Regions from separate parts of the Mus musculus genome. Here region 2 is linked to region 1. The links are chromatin loops, found by intact Hi-C in ENCODE. Cell type or tissue: heart. All regions are shown on one strand. Each heading gives the region's core, and the rest is flanking DNA. Links, peaks and the distances in the headings are about the cores only.

Region 1 (10,218 bases), core at 2,817-7,816:
CCTACACAAGTCAAGCTTTATCAGACTACTCCAGACTGCTCCCAAAGAAGTGTAATTCAGTAAAACTGCTATCTCCATGTCCCTCAGCAAAGATTAACATTAAGAGCAAGAGAGCAAGGGAAAAGAGCATTAGGTTTGAGCCTCACCTCTTTGTGACACTTGGAAGTGTGGGCAACCTGCACATACAGGAGAAAGTCAGCATTTTGGACTCCGGGGCCATCTGGTTGGATTAGCTGGGGCAGACCATGCTCTGGCCACAAGGAATAACCACGCAGGTGGGCATCTGGAATCTGTCAGAGAATGAAATCTAGTATAAGCTTAGCTGATGGGTAGAAACTAGAAACTCCAAGAGGATGGAGATATCTCGGGGCTGCCTCAGTACCATCCGGGTAGCCAATTAGAGTCAGATTTCTAGATGGGTAGTTATAACTCAGAGCCCTTCATAGCATGGGCAAGGTTCAAACCCGAGTTTAAGAAACCTGAAGAGCAGAGTTACACCTCTAGCCTCCCCCTGCTCCCCCCCCCCCCGCAGATCTCTGCTTTAATGTATTTTGAGGAGCATGGCTGGATAGAGTGTGCATTCCTCTGAGGAACAGGACAGGAGGACAACTCCACACATCTGAGATCCGTCCTTTTATGTGCTGAGGTATTGGGAAGGTCTAAGTAGGTTAGAGCCCTTCAGATCCCGGAGACTGGAGAGTTAACCTCACCTTTGCTCCAAGGCAACTCTCTCCTTTGTACCCTGGGTTCAAGATGCTGCACCTGTCAAAAAAACGGATAGAAGGGAGCTGGAGACATAGATGTCTTTGAAGAAGACATTAATTGTTAGCATTCCTACTAGGCTCTGCCTAATAGCCTGGTAGGCCTGGCTTGCTATAAAAGGAGCTGTTTGACCCCTCCTCCCTCTCTCTGTCCCTTCTCTCTCCCGACTCTCTTCTCTTCCTGACACTCTCCCCTCCTCCCTCCACCTGTCCCTGCCCCCTCGACACTCTCTGTCTCTATTCCCCTCTCAACTCCCCTTTCCATGCCCTAAATAAACTCTATTTGACATTACCTCAGGGGGAAGGGATGCCTCAGCATGGGCCCTCCAAGGCACCCCTCCACCTCACCATACCATGCTCTAGAAAACACATACTTGGATTTTTATAAAACACAACATTAATGATAGGTTATTTGTCTGCCATCAGTGAAATGAGCCAATTTGAGCCAGATTAGAATATATTAAAGGTAGGTTTATTGGGAAGTTGCATTCAGGCAAGTTCGCTGGCCTCAAGGACCAAGGCCAGGGAAGTCACCATGGGAAAAGGGAGGGGTAAGAGAGGGAGAGAGAGAGAGAGAGAGAGAGAGAGAGAGAAGGAGGAGGAGGAGGAAGAGGAGGAGGAGGAGAGAGGTAGAGAGTGAGAGCGCAAAATGTCTGGATTACACAGGGAGGAACCTCTGGGGAAAAAAGCAGCTTAGCCCTTGGGTTGGAAAGTTCAGAGTTGGGGGCAGGGTGTGGCAGGTAGGGACTGGGGGATGCTGGGAGAACCTGGAGGCCAGGTATGCTTTGGTGTGTAAAATATGCACCTCAGTCCCTTGTCCCGGGTCCAAAACCCAACCACTAACAGTGACAAACTCACCTTTGGTAGTTAGGGGTATCTGGGTCTCCCCAGACGGCGTGGCAGTATTGTGCAGGGTCTCGACTCAGGAGCAGAGGTCCTTGTACCGGGAGAACTTAAGACACGAGCACGGGTTCTTCACCTCATTGTCTCCGAGTTCAAATCCTTTGCTGTGAAGGACTCCTTTTAGGCCCCTCAGCCCTCCCTGATACTTCCTGTATCCTCACTTACCTGCTAGGATGCCCTGAATCCTTCGAGTGGTCTCTGTCACGGCAGCCAGGGCTCGCGTTTCCCCCTCAGGATCCCAAGCCTCACCGGGCACAGGAGCTCTTGAGTAGTAGGTTTGGATTCTAAGGGGTCGAGGCTCATGGGAGCCAGGGAGAGGAAGGATTGAGGAGCGGAAGTGGGTGGGCATTTGGGAGAAAGGAGGCCTAAGAAGGCGCACAGACTTCTGGGTCTCCTCATGCAGACATCTGCCTGTGGCCACCCCAAGGAGGAGTAGCCGCCACATCTTCATTCCGTGTCTCCTCAGCCTTCTTGGGTCCAGTCTCCTGAGGCAAGCTCACTTATTTCTCTCTCTCTCTCTCTCTCTCTCTCTCTCTCTCTCTCTCTCTCTCTCTCTCTCTCTCTCTCTCTCTCTCTCTCTCTTCTCTCTCTCTCTCTCTCATCACTCGCCACACCCTGTGCACCACTCTCCTAGTTCTTAGCAGAGTTCAAACTTGTTGACTGAATCCACAGTTTCCCACTAGGAGGTCAGATATGAACCACAGGGGTTGAAGCCATCTCCTCTAGGGGGCTAAAGGGGGGTGCTGGAGACCAGGAGTGTCATTTCAGAGCCTTCCGTTTATTTTTCTAAAGAGGGGTTATGCCACATCCCCCAACCTCTGCCTTTCTCAGTAGGAAGCCTTGGGACACCCCCTGCCCCCCAAAATAAGGAAACATTAGGGGTTTAAAGGGTGAGGAATGTGTGTGTGTGTGTGTGTGTGTGTGTGTGTGTGTGTGTGTGTGTGTGTGTGTGTGGTACTTTTTGTTTCTGTTGGTTTTGTTGATGCTGTCCGCGGATGCCTGCTATCTCCTGGGTGGCGAGCAAACAGGTCCTGCACTATTCTGGGTCAGCCTCTAACTAAGCTGTAAGACTTTGAAGAATGTCCTGCACCTGTGAAGTACTGTCAGCAGGTGCACAACTGTCATGTAAGTTGACTGCCATCTCCTTTGGGGGGCTGTGGGATAGGCCTAAGGAGCTTGGCAGAGTCCACCTACTGGTTCCCAGGAGAGGGAAGATAAAGGCTCAGATGGACTTAACAGAAGTTCAAAGAGGTTCTTTTGAGAAGCCCTGTGTTATGAGGAGACTCTCTGTTTTCTTGTCCCTTACGGTGCTTTTCTGAACTGTCTTCTCTGATTGGTCACCATTTCCCCCCACCCCTTCAGCCAACTCCCACCTTTCCTGTGAGAAGCTCCTACTTTACTCTGGGAAGCCTTTCTTAACATCTCCAGCCCAAATTCCACACCCCTCGGAGGTGGGAGGGAACAGTCTCAGGAAGCCTCTTAGATCCTGACAAGACCTGCTTTCCCTCAGTACTTCCTGGCTCAGGCGCTTTTTCCTCTCCTAGAAGAAGCCTACTCCTGTCAGGTCTTCAGTGTGGGCATTAACACCTAACTATTATTGTGTGTGTGTGTGTTTGTTTTTGTTTTGTTTTATTTTGTTGTTTGAGACAGGGTTTCTCTAGCCCTGGCTGTCCTGGAACTCACTCTGTAGACCAGGCTGGCCTCGAACTCAGAAATCCGCCTGCCTCTGCCTCCCAAGTGCTGAGGTTAAAGGCGTGCGCCACCACTGCCCGGCTCCTATTACTGTAACTTCTTCTCTTTCATAGTGTAGCTCAGATGGACCTAACAGAAGTTCAAAGAGGTTTGAACTTGTGACCGACCCTCTTGCCTTTGCTTCCCAAGGGCTGAGATTACATGTAGCCGTGCACTGTCGTGTCTGCTCCACTCTTTTGCTTTGAAGCAGGGGATAAAGTCACATATGTTAAGACGAATTATCTAGTGAATGACATAAGGACTAGCGTTTATCTTTTGTTCATTTTTAGAGGCAGGGTTGCTTTGTGTAACAACCCTGGCTCTCCTGGAACTTGCTTTTCTAGACCACGCTGGCTTTGTGCTCAAAGAGATCCACCTGTATCTACCTCCTTAGTGCGAGGCCTAAAAACGTATGCCAACACGCCTGGTAGAGTTTATTTTTATTTATTTTTTGAGGCAGAATCTCACTGCGTAGCCTTGGCTGATCTGAAACTCTCTATGCAAACCAGGCTAACCTGGAGCTCACAGGGATCTACCTGCCTCTGTCCCCGGAGTACTTGGGGTCTGGTCAAAGGTGTGTACCACCACAGTTGGCTCAGGACCAGAGTTCAAAGGGAACTACTGGCTTCTCTGGAAGCCAAATGTATTTTTACATGTGACAACTGTGACAAGGGAAACTCCCCACTCTGGAGCCCAAGACTCTCTGCCACTTTCTATTCCTGTCATCTTGACCAAGTGCCATAGCCTTCCCATTATCAGGATGATTGTACTGTAAGGATCGCTGTGAGGAGCAAGTGAGTATCTGTAACGCACAGACAGTGCCCAGGGCACAGAGAGACAGCTCAGCAGCTAAGAGCACGTTCTGTGTTTCCAGAGAACTCTTGGTTCCCCAAACCCATGCTGGGCCGCTCCCATCCACCTGGAACTCCAGCTCTTGGGAATCCAATGTGTCAGGCCTCCATTGGCACTCACGTGCACATACAGATACACATATGCATACTTAAAAATAATAGAAGTAAAATTTTGGAAAAGAAAAAAAAAGCACGGCCCAGCTTGTGATAACGGCTAAGTCAAGAAAAGAGTAGATAGTATGTAGATTGGGCAAAGTCCTGCTTTCATGCTCACCAGAAGGAAAAAAAATTACACACACACATTGGAGTTAGAGAATTTAGGATTTAAAAATTGATTATTAACAGGTGAGTTTATATTATATTATTAACAGGATACTCGTGTTCTTTCTCTAAGACAAATACAGCTTTCTCTAGGTGTCTGAAGATCCTTTTCCCTGAAAAACAAAACAAAACAAAACAAAACAAAGAACTCCCAATATCACTTAACGTGATGAATCCAGTTGGCCTGGCTCTCCAGGTTCCTGGCTCTTCTCTGTCCCCACTCTTATTCTTTGCTGCCTCCTGGTGGCCATGCTGAGAAAGGCATGACCCTGCTGGAGTAGGGAGTCGGGGTGTGGGGTGGGAGTGGGTGGAACTTGCCCCATACCTGCATGAAAAGTTGCAGCCTCTTCCCTCATTGCATTTTTCCTCCCCCGCATGCCTATACGCAGATTATGTGATACCTCACAGGTCGGACAGAGCCTACCATAGGAAGTGTCAGCTAGCTCAAGTGCATTCCTTTAGAACCTACTGTTAGCCTTGCACGGATGCAGGAAGTGCCTGGAAGACATCCCTTGCTCCCACTTTGCACTAGATCCAGCTTCTCTGCCCATTATTCACCGGACAGAAGAGATTCTGTTTCCCAGCGGCAATTCTTTCACATCTTTAAAAACAGCTTTTCAAAGATGTATTTTTGTGTGTGTGTGTATTTTGCTTTTATGTATACATATGCACCACGCGCATGCCCAGTGCCTGAGGAGGTCAGAAGAGGGTGTCAGATCTTGTGGACGTGGAATCACTGTTGGTGGTTGCCAGTCACCATGTGGATGCTGGGGACTGTACACAGGTTCTCTGTGAGAACTACAGGTCCTCTTGACCACTGAGCCATCTCTCTCCAGCCTTCTTTGACATCTTTTTAGCAGGACTTATATATTACCCTGACTTTTTCTCTTATTTTGAGATAGGTTTCACTTGAACTCAGGTTCCTCCCCCCCACCCCCCACTTCTCCCCTCTACCAAAATCCAGCACAGAGATAGCCCAAATGTATCACTATGCCCAATTGTACCTTTTTACTTATTTATTTTTAATTTTTGTTTTTAAGATTTATTTATAGCAAGGAGGTAGTGGAGCATGCTTTTAATCCCAGCATTTGGGAGGGAGAGGGAGGTGGATCTCTGAGTTCCAGGTCAGCCTGGTCTACAGAGTGAATTCCAGGCCAGCCTGGTCTACAGAGTGAGTTTCAGAACAGACAGGATTACACAGAGAAACCATGTTTCAAAAACAAACAAACAAACAAACAAACACACATTTTATGTGTATAATGTTTTTCTAGCATGTGCGTGTATGTGGTGTGCATCACATGTGAGCCTGGCATCAGATGGTGGGGAGCTGGAGTCACAGGTGGTTGTGAGCCATCAGGGGAGTGAGCGCTGAAACCGAACCCAGAGCATTGGCAAGAGGACCAAGTGCTCTTAACCACTGAGCCTCTTTGTCATCCCCAGCTCCATGTGTGACTCTGTTTTTCTACCAGACTTCAGACTGAACGCCTTGTTCGTCTCTTTGAAGATGTATGAAGCAACCATGGAGGGATGGTGGAGGTGAGAGAGTAAAAATGAAGCAAGAGAAGGAGGTGAGGGGTTACACTAAGAACAGCCATTGTCTGATCAAGAAAGCTTTGTGTCTGACATTGTTCCAAACATTATTCTCCTATGATTCTTTTACAAACCCTAGGAAGCTTAGGTATTATTGATACCTAACTTTACAGCCGAGGTGCCGCAGAATTAGACATTAAAGCAGCCACGTGGATTTCAACCCTCACAGACTCCTGGTCACATCTACTGTCCGGTATGGCTTCTCGGATTCATCCAGGGGAGCAGAAGTCACATTGGGATGAGAAGAGAAACCGAGGAGATGAAGGGAAACCAGAGAGAAATTGGAGAAGGGGAGGATTGCTCCAGGGGAACAAGAAGTCGGAGGTTAGTGAGACAAGATGTGAGGGAGGGAAGGTGGCCTGAGGAACAGGGTCCCCAGAGGTGGTGGCCCTGCGGCGGTGGTGATGATGTAACCATGTGCAGCTCCCTCAGCGCGCTTCTCTCTCAGATTCTTCTCCCTTCCACCTCGGACACTCTTCTCCTCCGTTCCTCTCGACTGAGACAATCTGAGGGCTGTGCCCAGAGCCTTATCATCAGCAGAAACTGAAGCATCTATGAAATAACGGAATCAAGCACCCTTCTCTGATATGATCTCTTTTCCTTATGGTTCGTTGCTAGGTTGGCTCACTGCAGCTGTTGGACAAACTGGCTGGGGGAACAGTGACCCTTCTTTTCTTTATTCTCCCCTTCTCGGTCTTAGGGTGTAGACTTGCCATCAGAATTCTTTCCTGAATCAATTCAACTCCCCTCCCTTGTCTATCCGAACCACCCTGCCTCCCTGGTTAAGCGCCAGCCTTAGATGGATCCAGCACTTGCCTGCATTTGTATTTGAGCAGCTGAGGACCACTAGAGGAAATCATTCCAGCAGACAAGACTATGGCCTGGCCGCTCTAAAACACTTCCCATCAACTTCAATTGTATGCTCCCAAGTCAGAAATCTCAGCAACGGCTCTCTCTTCCACCCTTAGCAATTGGGGTTTTAGACCTTCCGTCTGCAGCCTCCCCTGCAGCCCAGCCACTTTAGGAACCACTTTTTTTCCCAGTGGAAAATAAAAGCTGCAAGACAAGAACACTCTCGGTCTGTGATACACCTTTCATTTTTATTAAGATGGGGGCAGATTGGCCTCAAACTTGCTATTGTCTTTCTTAGCCCCTGAATGCCAGGGTTGCAAGCCTGCTTCATCATGTCCAGCCAAAGCCTTTAAAAAAAGTTATCACCATTTTTGGTGTTTTGAGACAGGGTCTCACTATGCATAATCCTAGCTTTGACCACTCTATGTAGACCAGGCTGACCTCAAACTTATCTTCCTGCGGCTACATACCAAATGCTGGGCTTAAAGGCATGTGCCATCAGGCCCAGTTCAAACCTGTGTGTTTTAATTTATTTTTATGTTTGTAAACATATAAGCATACATGTTTAAAAATATTTATTTAGGAGGCTGGAGAGTTGGCTCAGCAGTTAAAAGCCCTTCTGCTCTTGCAGTGTTCCTAAGTTGGGTCCCAGTATCCACATGGTGACTCCAGAACTTCTGTAGGGGCGGGGGACTGATACCCTCTGACTTCCTTGGCACTAGGGATGCCTGTGGTGCACACATTTATATGCAAGCAAAACTCTCACACAAAATACAATAAATAAATCTAAAAACAAAAATTTAAAAATAGTGGTGTGTATGTGCATGCACGAGTGCATGTATGTGTGTGTGTGTCTAAGTGTGCGTGTGCGTGTGTCTAAGTGTGCATGTGTGTGTGCGTGTGTGTGTGTGTGTGTGTGTGTGTGTGTGTGTAGCTATTCATGTCATGGTACACACAGGAGTTGGTTTGGGGATCAGACTATGTCAGGTTTGATAGTAAGTGCCTTTGCCTACTGAGCTATCTTGCCAACACCCTATTTCTATTTTTTTAAAGATTTATTTATTATATATAAGTACACTGTAGCTGTCTTCAGACACATCAGAAGAGGGTGTCAGATCTCATTACTGATGGTTGTGAGCCACCATGTGGTTGCTAGGATTTGAACTCAGAACCTTCGGAAGAGCAGTCAGTTCCCTTAACCGCCGAGCCATCTCTCCACCCCCCACCCCCCATTTATATTTTTATCTGTCTCTACGCTTTTCCTTCTAAGAGAGAAAGAGGAAAGAGGTGTTCTCTTCTTTTGGAAGAGCGGTCCTTCCATTATGATCCCACCTGAGAGCTGGGCAACTCCAGCCTCAGCTCTGCTATGCCTCATTCCAGGCATCCCCGTCTCTCCCAATCCAGTCTGCCCGGCTCCAGCCGCACTCTGTGCCGGTGAATGGATGGGAATGATTGTCTTTATGTGGGAAACCCTGCTTTTTGCCAGACTTACCTCTTGAATTCTGTTCCTTGTTGCCTCAAACAAGCCTTTCCTGGCCCTCACATTAAAAGCAGATGCCTGCATTGAAACCCACCACTGGTGCCAGGTGTGGCACTACACTCTGGTAATCCCAGTACCAGAGAGGCCGGAACAGGAGGATTAAGAGTTCAAGTCCAGCTTGAACTACCATAGTGAGACCCTGTCTCACAACAAACAACACTTACCAGGAATCACCTCTGCTTTAGACACGGTGCCCACAATCTAGAACTATGTCTTTGTGTTTCCATGCTTATCTGCTGCCCTAATCAACTGTGAATTCCCCAAGAGCTAAGATTACCCTTGTTTAGCCTTCAGTTCTACAGTAAGTAAAGCGCCTGGCCAAGGTAAAACAATGAGCTTGAGGAGAAGGAAACTGAGGACAAAGGAGAGCGAAAGATGTTGAGTGTGATGAGTTGTGTCTGAAATCTCAGCACTCAGGAGGCTGAGGCAGGGAAATTGCTTTGCATTCTAGGCTAGCCTGGGCTTCAGTTGTAAGTCCCTGTGTCTCAACCGACACAAATAGAAACAGAAAGTGAAGCTGTTGGTGGAACAGCTTCTATGGTCCAGGTAGGAGGCTCTCTGTGCTAGCCTGAGTAAGCTTCCAGACCCTGAGTGAGCTTCTAGGAGCTTTTCCTTTTGGGGCCATGATACTTGGGAGGTTTGAAGGCAGGGCAGGTGGGTGGAGCTAGCCTTTATCTCCGAGTGCAGCCCTAGCTAGCCTCAGATGTTGACAGCTGGAGCTAGCAGGGGTTTTGCAAACCTTCCCAGTTGCAGAAGGCCAGCAGTCTGTGGGACAGGTGGGTGGAGCCGAGCTTATCTCCCAAGTGCAGTCCTAACCTCAGATGGTAACAAAGGGGGAGCTACTGGGAGTTTTGCAAACCGTCCCGATTGCAGCAGGGCTGGATGGCCTGGCTAGGGTGACCATGACACTAGGTGTTGGCGGGTGCTGGGTGGGTGGTGGTGATAGGGATTTCCAGTTTGAGCCTTTTGGATGAAGTTTAGCTTTCAGGCCACTGGGGTAGAGCCATGCTCTATTTGGCTCGCCTCTACCTACATCATACTTTGGTTCTTTTAAAGACAAGTAGAAGGCCACAGCTCTGCAGGTGAGTCTTGCCCTGCAAGCAAGGCCTTTCCTTAACAACAAAGGACCGTCCTTGCTCCCTCAAGTCACAACTGATGGCCATTTTGATGAAGTCAAATTGCCTCTTTTCCTTTGAAAACACCAAACACCTACCTTCTCTCCTCCATGGAGAGACTCCCATCTGCCACTGGTGTTCAGAGCTCAGGCTAGGGAGTTCTGTCCAGGTTAGACCACTTTCACTTTCGAGGAGGAGTTGGCTTTCTTAGGAACTAGTGAATGTCTAAGGGGGCTACACAGGCCCTGGTGTCTCATGCCTATATTCTAGTGTCTTCTCACAGGCTTGGAGCGGGGCAAGCAGTGGAGGTGAAGAGGCCTCTTTCCACCACAACCCCGACCGGGATCTTGCAACACTGGGATGGGGGCCCCCGGGAGTGAGGCAATCTCTGGGGGTTGGGAGGTGTGCATAGAGGGGGGCAGCTTTCACAAGCACCCGCTGACTGACCTTGGTAGACTCACCTTGGACAGCTTCCTCCCTCGCGGTATCTGTATCTCCCCACAGCCTTCCTTCTCCCTGGCCTCCCTGTAGCCTGAGATCGCGTCTCAGTTCAG
Region 2 (10,218 bases), core at 1,778-6,777, 51 kb before region 1:
ACAGTTAGATGGTCTAGGTTCCTAACTAGCTCACACCGTAACACTCATATGTTGCTTTTGGCTGCAGTTTAAGTAAAAGGTTAACGTAAGAAAAGATTGGGGGAGTGGAGATTGGGAAACTAAGGCTTAAAGAGTGAACAAAACTGATGTTGTATCTTTATTATGGCTGGGAACTATTTGCGCACAGAAAGGAGAAGGCGGGTAAGCAGTTGGAGGAGCACTTCAGACTTAAGTGCAGGAGAGCCAGACGAACACGTGACTACACTGTAAGACCATGTGCTCCTTACTGGGTGTCTGCACATGGTGGTACACACCTTTAATCCCAGCACTTGAAAATGAGGGGGAAATCTCTGAATTCAAGACCAGCCTGGCCTACACAACAAATTTCAGAGCAGCCAGAAAACAAATCTACCACCAAACTACCACTGCCCAAGTTCCTCAGTGGGCAACAATTGCATGTTTACTGTCAGGAGGGCTTACAGATTAAGAGCACTGAATGTTCTTCCAGAGGTCCTGAGTTCAATTCCTAACAACCACATGGTAGCTCACAACCATTTATAATGTGATCTGGTGCCCTCTTCTGGCCTGCAGGCATTCATGCAGGCAGAACGCTGTATATATAATAAATAAATCTTAAAAATGGAAAGCATCACACAGGCATCTCTCTAACTTCAAATTCAAGGTCAGATACCAGAAAGGATGCATTCCTCTAAGTTGGGCGTGTAGCACACGCCTGTAATCCCAGCTACTTGAGAGGATGTAGCAGGATTCAGTTTTTAGTCAGCCTGGTCTACACAGCAGAAACCTTGTCTCAAAAATAAGTAATAACAAGAGAATAGATTGAAAATGGTCTGAGGTACAATGCTCTCCTTAAAAGGTACTTTGGAGTTGGGGAAACTGATGTGGCATTGTGTGCCTAGCATGTGCAAGGCTGTAGGTCCAATCCTCAGTAACGCGCGCAAGCACACGCGCGTGCGCGCGCGCACACACACACACACACACACACACACACACACACACACACACACACACACACACACACACACACAGAGCTGGAGAAACAGGACTGGTTAAAATGAAAACCACCCAGATTCTCCATGTGTAGGGAGAGCAGAGTCTCACTAGGTGGAGGGAGAACTGCACCCTAAGACTGATACTGGGAGGAAATGAATGCTAATCATCTGTGCAGTTTTTATGACTTCTACCAGGGATTTGGGGCTAGACTTACAGACAACGGAGATTTTCCTCTTGAATGACTTGGGCATCGAACTCTGTATGGAGAAGATAAGGAAGAGAGAGAGACACCCCACAGAGAGGGGGAGGAGGTTAAATCAGGCAATCTTAGCATAAATGCCAAAGACACACAGAGACAGAGAGAGAGAGACACTGACAGATAGAGACCAAAACAGAAGCAGCAAACGGCAAAAAACGAAGCAGAATCAATGCAAGTTAGAGGAAAATTAAACCAAACGTCACGGGGAAGGTCATCTATGTCACCTCACACCAGTGTATTAGCTTTACCAGAAATAAGATGGGGAGGGGCTTAATAACCTCCAGCTACTTAAGTAGTTTTTGGGTTTTTTGAAACAGGGTCTCACTTTGTAGCTTAGGCTACATCATCAAACTTTTGGTGATCCTCCTGCCTCAGCCTCCCAAGCACTGGGATTACAGACATGAGCCACCATGTCCGGCTCCGTCAGCCCTTTTAAGTTGCTGATCATGCTCTCAACTGTATCTAAGGGATGAGGACACGAAACCCAGCGAGCTATGCCCAGACCCAGGTAACTGGGTCCTCCTAAGTCCTTCCTTGCCAATTTGAAAGATACGAGAAAAACCCACTCTTGAGATGGCAACTTCAACAAGCTTCCTGTACTCAGCTCCCAGCCTGACATCTTGACAGGAGGTGGGACACTTGAAGACCACTCAGAGCAACACCAAGGAAAAGAATTATACAAGGTTCACTGCAGATGAAGGGCAGGTAGCAGAGAGAATTTACAAGGATCTCTTGTCTAAGGAGGCTCTGGTAAAGGCCAGCTGCTCCAGGGAAAGCCTCGGCCTCCCCAACCACCACCCTTACTCCAGCAGAGCCTTAACGCTCCCCCTTCAAACAGGGCTCAAATGCAGGGGCTCTGGCTAAGGACCAAAACCAAAACAAATCCCACAAGACAGATTTGGGCAAGCCTCTTTCCAGACACACAGTGGAGTGACACTACAGACAGAGCAGGGGCACTTTTATAGGTGCTTATTTCTGGAAAAACTAAGACCACCCTACCACCCTTCTAACGGGTAGGGCAGGACCCCCTTAATCTCCTTTCCCCTCCCACCCCCAGCCCCACCTGTGTCATCTAACCAAGTCTCCTTGGTCTGTGTTAAGAGCCAGCCTGACCCCTAGCTAGGTTGCTCACGATGGGTAAGTTAGTGAGAAAAGGAAATAAATAAAAACCAAAAAAACAAACAAACAAACAAAAAAAAACAAAAAAGAAAGAAAATAAAAGAACCCAAAAAACCAATTAAACAAAATAACTTAATTAAAACAAGAAAAACACGAACCAAATAAATAAACCCAACAAAGAAATAAAAAAATAAATTATAAAAATAAAAGATTAAAGAAGAGGTAGAAAATAAAAGAATAAACTAGGAATATGACAAATGTTCCAGGTACCATCTCACACCTGGGATCTTCAGTTCAGCCAATCGCACCTCACTGTGTACTGTATCTAGTCAACCGCCGTCCAATCAGAATGAGCCCTCCCTGCTAGGCGCTGTGCAATTGGTGGGGGGTTGGGTTGGCAAAAAAGGTGGGCGCACGGCGTGGTAGTCAGCGTGGCACTGCCAGAGTCCTCCCAGGGGCGCAGGGGGGGCGGGAGGGAATCGTGTGGGGGGACGCTGCCCAGTTTCCAAGATGTCAAAACAGTTCACTGGCGATGGCCAGCCTCAGCGAGGGGCAGAGGGGGGAATGGGGGCAGAGCATCAGTCCTGGCCCTGTAGGGCATCATCTTGCAGTCCCTGATGAATGAGCAAGCGGCCTGTGAGCGGCAGGAATGCTCCTTGCCTTTCTTTCATGAGGCAGGCAGGACCCTATGTCCACCAGTGACAAGCTGCAGCAGTGCCACTAGCCAACACTTGGGATCCAGGTGACAACTCCAAAGTCCCTTCCTCCTCTGAGTGTAACTGGGGAGAGGTCCTGTCACCGAGCAGGATCATGGAGCCTCTGATGAAGGTAGCCCGGGGGTGGCAGTAGTCAATTTCCCCAGGACCTGGTACACATTCAGCAGCAAGCTCAGAGTATGTCTTCCGGTTTGTCGTTGGCACCTCCTCAGGGACTGCAGCTGAGACAGTGGTTCCGGTTGGGTGGGTGAGTGAGTCCCTGCCTCCAGGGATGGAGGAGAAGCTGAAGCGACCGACACGATGCTGCCCTTCACCATGGACAGCAGGGACCAAAGGAAAGTCCATCTGAAGAGCAAGTGGTGACACGCGGGCTGGGCTGCCATCAGCTTTAAGCCCCTGGGTACAGACCCCCAGACTTCTCTGCAGGGTTTCTAGTCAACAAAGCTTAGGCCACCGGCCCCACTCAAGTGTTTACAGCTCGGCACTGTCGTCATAAACATCTGACTCTCTTAGGTTTCTTGGTCCCTAGATGGGGATCCCAACAGTCTGTAGCAAACAAGGCAACCCACAGTCTCTGACAGGTAAGGGCATGTGGGCAGGCACCCCAGCACTGGCACAACTCTTCTTGGGGTGTCCCGAGTAGGGCGATGATTCAAGTCCACCCCTTTCCAAATGCTTCTTGTTCTCAGTACAAGTCTCTCCAGAACAGTGCTCGTCTCAGCCCCGATGTAAGCAAGAAGGGAGGCGGGGCCCATCACAGACGCCCACAGACACGCCCCTCTGGCCAAGACACCGGGAGCACACTCGGCTCTGATTGGGCGGCTCGGTAGCAGCGGGTGGGTCCAGAGGTAGAGGCGGCATCAGCGATTGGCCAGTTGGGCAGGGTTATATTTTACGGGCGGATTACCGTACATGAGGTACTTGGACAAAGTTTTACGGGGAAGAAGGACCTTGTAATAAATAATATTCTGCACATCAAATCACTTTCACCGGCCCCCACCCCCGCAACACACACCAGAGAAAGGCTACACACACAACAGCCCCTCCCACCCTGTAATAATACCACTCCCAAACCCAGCTAATTCTATTTCTTTAAGGGTCAAGAAGACCTCGCTGGCTCCAATGGGGGAAGCCTCTTGAACTGGGTATAGGAAAAAGTGGTAATATTTGTGCCAACAAAACAAAACAAAACCTAAGAGGGCCTTGTGGTTCACCCCTTGGATTTCTAAGAAGCTACACTTCCGTAATTAGACCACTGGGGGGCAGAAGAGCAACAAAAATTCCTCAGCATGGCTGACTCGGTAAGAGACCCAAAGCCCCACTAGGTGGCGACAAGTGCCATTAAGCTTTTAAAAAGGAGGGAAAGCTCAAGGAGTTAGCTTCACAGAAGCTTCAGCAGCAAGAAAGCTGCACTTGGGTTTTTTGGTTTTTCTCTCTCTCTCCTCTCTCTCTCCCTCGCCTCCCTCTCCCCCCTCTCTCTCTAAAAAAAAGGGCCATTAACAGACTTCCAAATTAGGAGCCTGGTCTATATCACTGCTTCATGTAGGGAAAGGAAATCAAAGACCTTGTCTGTTATCACAAGGGGCATCCCTTGCTAAACCAGCGAATTCTCCCTTGCCCTATCCTGATCCAAGGATAGCCTTATCCCCTTTAGGTCATCCCACTGTGTAAGAGGGATGGCTGAGATGGTCTATTCTCCCTAGGCCCACGCTCGGCCCACCCTCCCCAACAGGTGGCTTGGCTAGTTACCTCTTTCTTTTCCTCTTCTTCAGCACCACCCTCTGGGCGCTCATCATTGCTGACTTGGTCTGCAACAGGCAGAGGAGGCTCAGGCACCTCATTTTCAGGTCTGTTTTCACTGGTGTCCATGGTCACTTCCTCCTTCTCTTCACTGACAGGATGGAAGAGATTGAAGGAAAGGGTAGGAGAGAGTGAAGGGGAAGAGAGAGCAAGATGTTAGCTTTGTGGACATAAAATCCCAATGGCTCCTTACTTGGGCGGGATCAGACTAGAACTTTCCCATGGGAAAGTGGGAATGCTTTCTTTAGGGAAAAAGCACAAATTACAGTGGTCATGGCCACTCAGTACCAGATGGGGCCTTTATGTGGGGTTCCCAGCACTCAGAGTTCTTAGACACTCACTTCACAGCTCTCTTGCACGAAACCAACAGTCTCCTCTGAAAAGTCCTTCAAAAGTGACCTCAATTTGTCTAGAAGGCTATAGCCTCTCTACTCACTAGTTAAGGCATCTTTAATTTACCAAGAACCTAAAGGAAGCCCACTTCCTTTATAAAAAAACAAAAAAGCTAAAAAACCCAAGACTTTGGAAAGGGCATAGGTGTAGCCAATGACCCCGACCTTGTGTCCAATCAACTGTTAATTAGTAAGTGCCCGGTGATCCACAGGGCCTCCAGACACCAGGACCAGTAAGAGTGAGGATGGGGCTGGTAAGGGTGCCCACTTCTCTCTCACCCTAGGAAAACCTGAGGAATGGCTGTCACCTGCTCAGAGCAGAGACTGTTCTTACATTTGACTCTTACCCAGTCACTCCCATTGCTCATTCCAACTTCCAAGAGATAAAGAGAGCAGGCCTCCCAAGTCAGTAATACCCTCCTCCACACCAGACAACTCCCCCAAAACATGGAACCCACTCGCTCACAAGTTAGCACTCACTTCAGACAAAGAAATCCAGAGACTCCATCAAATAAACTATCTTCCTACCTTTCTGCCACCATCCCTAACTTCTAACCCTGACACTCCCTAAAACTAGATTAAAAATAATCAAAATCAGGATGATCAGGGGTACAAGTGACAGAAAAGGGAAACCAAGCCTCTCCAGACCAGGAACTAGTACCAGAAAATACAGCACTCATTCTCACCAGGCTGTGTGACACACAAGAGGTCAGAAAAGCCTCCCCAGTGTAGGCAGGGAGAGATGCAAAGCTGAGGGGGAGGGGGAAACCAGGACTGGGCCCCCAGCTAACAGGACCCCATAGAACACGTGATTTTTTGCTTAAATCTTGAAGAAAGGCTTATCAAAAACCCAAACCAAAACAAACAACCTACTGCTCAGAGAGGGCAACTGGGGCCAATTAGAAACCGAGCAGAAAGGACAAAGGGAGAAAGCGGAATGCCTGAAAACAGATCAAAATGAAAGACAGTGCGAGGCATGAGGAAGCTGGGGAGGATGAGGCGGCGGGGCGGGGGGGAGGGGGGGGCAGGACACATGGGGATGCGAGCCTCTCACCCTGCTCTGCTGTCTGAGAACATCATTATTTTTTTTCTCCCCCTGGAAGTGCTGTTTATCCCTTTCTGGAATGGAAGAAATAACAAAAACCAAACAAAAAAATCCTAAAAAAATTAAAACAAAAATCCCGAATCAGACAAACCCCCTTCCTTGTCCGCAGCTCCCACCACCTCCTCCCAGCCACCCGATCCAGAGAGAGAAAATCAAGATGCAGCAACTGGGGAATCCAAAAAAAAAATGGTAAATGGAAGGGGAGGTGGTGGTGGAGCGGGGAGGCTAAAATAGATCGGGCGTTTAAGAGATAAGCGTTTAAGTCCTCACGGCAAACCCCGAGTTCGGCTGGACTGGTCTCTCTGGAGGAAGAGGAGGAAGAGGGCCAGGTTGCTGGTAGTAAGCAGACTCTATTGTATTGGTAAAGCGGCAGCGATCAGCCGGAGACATGCAGGGGAGCCATCTTGCCACTTACCCAGCAGCCCGTGTGTGCGGATGGGGGAGGGCCCTGATGCAGCAGGGGAGGGGAAAGAGGGAGGGCGCTGAGTGAGCAAGGTTCTTATCCTCTGGCAGGCCACAGGGAGTCAAGTGGCTTCAGAGGCCAGGCCTTTCCCTTCTTTTCTCAGGTTACAGCAGCTAAGAGGTCTACTGGTACAGGCCAGGGTGCTTGCTCCCAGTCTTCCAAAGGGCAAAGAAGGGGCCAGGTGGGGAGAACAGACAGCTGCCTGACCGAGGACCCAAAGTAAGTAATGGCAAATGGCAGAGTTGGGAATGAGAAACGATTAAAGCCAAAGCAGGAACATTTTTAAAGATGACCAAAGCTTCTATCTACCCTCAGAACATCAAGACAGCATTTTCTTATGTGCCCATCACTGTCCCACCCAGGATAACTAACTCGCTGCTCACCTCTGCCAATGATCACGTGGAACCTCTCTCTCTGTTTTCTAGAAAAGTTGGAGGGAAGTGGATAAGTCTGGGAGAGTTTCTTTTCCAAATCAGAGGAAAGGTGGATGTCTCTGAAGAGAGCCAGAGTTCCCAGTCGTTAACAAGCCCACTCAGCCTCAGGGTGCCTGCCTACACCAATGAGGAGAAGACAAGTGGACATGCACAGCTAAGGCCTGAAGGCATCCAGGTCGACAGGATGCTGCAGGTGAAAGGTGTTCCTTGGGGTCAGGGTAGGTGAGGTAAGCCCAACAGTGAGGCTGGGAGACAACAAAGACCAGGCATCTCGGCCATCTTCCACACAAGCAGATGTGAGTGTGAAACAGACCTTAACAAAAGATTCAGTCCTACTACAACCCTAGTACACGAGAGACTAGGGCATGTTGTGTTACAAAATACAACAACAACTCAAACCAACCCCTCCAACAACCACCACCACCACCAGTAATAGCAACAAAGAACTGCTGAAGACTCAACAAGCTAATCTGCGGACTGAAATGGCCTCAGTTCCTTTTCCTAACAGCAGAACGAACCCTCTTCAGACAGAAATCCGGAGACTCCATCAGATAAACTATCTTCCTACCTTTCTGCCACTATCCCTAACTTCTTCTTCTTTTTTTTTTTTTTGGTTTTTCGAGACAGGGTTTCTCTGTGTAGCTCTGGCTGTCCTCAAACTCAGAAATCCGCCTGCCTCTGCCTCCCAAGTGCTGGGATTAAAGGCGTACACCACCACGCCTGGCCATCCCTAACTTCTAATCCTGACACCCACTCCCCAAATGCTAGATTTAAAAAAAAAAATCAGGGGGCTGGAGGGGTGGCTCAACGGTTAAGACCACTGACTCCAGAGGTCCTGAGTTCAGTTCCCAGCAACCATCTGTAATGGGATCTGATGCCTTCTTCTGATATGTCTGACAGTTACAGTGTACTCATATAAATAAAATAAATCTTTGTTTATTTTTTTTTGTATTTTTGTTTTTTTGGAGACAGGGTTTCTCTGGGTAGCTCTGGCTGTCCTGGAACTCACTCTGTAGACCAAGCTGGCCTTGAACTAAAAAAATCCGCCAGCCTCTGCCTCCCGAGTGCTGGGATTAAAGGCATGCGCTACCACGCCCGGCAAAATAAATAAATCTTTAAAAAAAAAAAGGTCAGGATGATCAGGGGTACAAGTGACGGAAAAGGGAAACCAAGCCTCTCCAAGTCAGGAACTAGTACCTGAAAATTCAGCATTTCTACCAGGCAGTTTGACACACAGGTCAGAAAACCTCCCTAGGGGGTGGGGGTGGGAGGGAGGGAGGGGCAGAGAAAGACAGACACAGAGACACATGGGCGGGGGAACAGGGGGAGGGGGAGGTGAAAAAGCTTGTAAGAACTTTTGAGAACAGGTCGGTGTGGGTTAGGCCAGCCTTGAACTCAGATCCTCCTGCCTGTGCCTTCAGAGTGCCAGGATTTACCCAACCTCATTTTGATCAAAGCTTTTAGACAAGAATCAAATTTTCTCTGTGCTGCTTAAAATCCTAAACTTACATGCCAAAAAGTGTATGCTACAGTGGTGTTTATACATTAAAAGTTTCCTTTTACATAGTGATGTCTGCTCAAAGGTAAGGCAAGATCCGGTATGGGGGTTAAAAAAGAAGTGAATCCAGGAATGAGACTGGTCCTACCTTTTACAAACTGTGTGATAGTGACGACATTTCGGCTCCTCTCCTATACTCTGTAAGTGTTGCTAACAATAATACCCACCTCAGGGACAGTGCTAGCTCTGTGTAGTCTGGATGCTGATGCACACAGAGACCAGCGTGTGCAGGAAACGCAGGCACAGGCAGCAGTCACTGCAGTTTTTTTTAATTCAATGGGTAGACACTTTTTCTCTGCTGGTAAAATATTCAGTGATGGGGATGACAGGTTTTGACAATGCCCTTATCACTCTGAATAATAATCATTAGGTTACTTGCCACCTACCTCCACTCTGCAATGTTCCTCAGGGGTAGAGACTTGTGCCTTGGTCCCTAGCTCAGACTTTAAGACAAGTAACTACGTATGCACTTCTTAATTACGATATAATGGTGGGTAACAAGTGGATACTTAAACATTTGTTCATCTAAAAGATTGTTTTCTCTGTTTCTTCATGTATGTACGAGCAGTGGACCGCATGCATGTATGGGATGTCGTACCTGTGTGAGCCTACACTGTGGAGGCAAGAAGCTAAGGTTAGGAATCACTCTTCTTCCCACATGATTCAAACAGATGAAGGTACAAACTGTAATCCCAGCACCCGGGAAACAGAGGCAGGCAGATCTTGGTGAGTTTGAAGCCAGCCTACAAGCCAGGTCTACACAATCAGTTAGTTCCAGGACAGCCATGGATACAGAAAAACCCTATCTTGAAAAATGAAAATGAGTAACAGGGTCTCTCTGAGATCTGGAACTGGATGATTCTGCCAGTTTTTCTGGCTAGCTGGTAATCCCTGACTTGGGGAGGATGGTGCAGGTGCAGCATGCCTACCACATGTGTGTGCCCATGGTTCTGGGCATCTCTAGTCCTTACACTTGTTGACAAGCACTTTAACCACAGAGCCTCTCAGCCAAGAAGCCGTTTCTGGAAGAGCATTTTTTTTGGGGGTTTTCGAGACAGGGTTTCTCTGTATAGCCCCGGCTGTCCTGGAACTCATTCTGTAGACCAGGCTGGCCTCAAACTCTGAAATCTGCCTGCCTCTGCCTCTGCCTCCCAAGTGCTAGGATTAAGGCGTGAGCCACCACGTATTTTGTTGTTTTTTGAGATGGTCTCACTATGCAGCCCCAGCTGTCCTGGAGCTTGCTGGGTAGAGCAGACTGCCTTGATCTCCGAGATGAGCCTGTCTCAGCCTCCCTCCCAGGCACTGGGATCAAAAGTGTGCACCACCTCAGCTGATCCCTGCACAGCTTTCCCACATCA

Evidence for each region. A loop is a pair of places that touch in the nucleus more often than their neighbours do. Peaks named below come from ENCODE experiments on the same cell type or tissue, not always from the same donor. Only the 100,000 strongest peaks of a DNase experiment are listed, where the experiment ranks them.
Region 2: it touches region 1 in a loop (9-fold over the local background); 18 of 42 quality-filtered maps call a loop at or near these places.

Annotation. Positions count from the first base shown.
Region 1 is chr14:54,696,697-54,706,914 of GRCm38, forward strand. It overlaps Gm29776 (predicted gene, 29776), which reads right to left and starts at 2,137. Exons shown (of 14, transcript NM_001370892.1): 1 at 1,830-2,137; 2 at 1,620-1,713; 3 at 711-762; 4 at 147-290. The coding sequence starts at 2,115. In heart, for the core only: a CTCF peak has its summit at 4,828 (motif pointing left); a DNase peak (open chromatin) is centred at 4,815; H3K27me3 peaks cover 445 bases.
Region 2 is chr14:54,646,860-54,657,077 of GRCm38, forward strand. It overlaps Acin1 (apoptotic chromatin condensation inducer 1), which reads right to left. Exons shown (of 19, transcript NM_023190.3): 9 at 4,858-4,999; 10 at 1,229-1,271. 4930579G18Rik (RIKEN cDNA 4930579G18 gene) reads left to right here and starts at 3,652. Exons shown (of 6, transcript NR_038053.1): 1 at 3,652-3,689; 2 at 4,206-4,409; 3 at 4,881-4,955; 4 at 6,515-6,594; 5 at 6,972-7,087; 6 at 7,294-8,241. In heart, for the core only: a CTCF peak has its summit at 4,407 (motif pointing right); DNase peaks (open chromatin) are centred at 4,032 and 4,172; H3K4me3 peaks cover 2,019 bases; H3K27ac peaks cover 2,540 bases.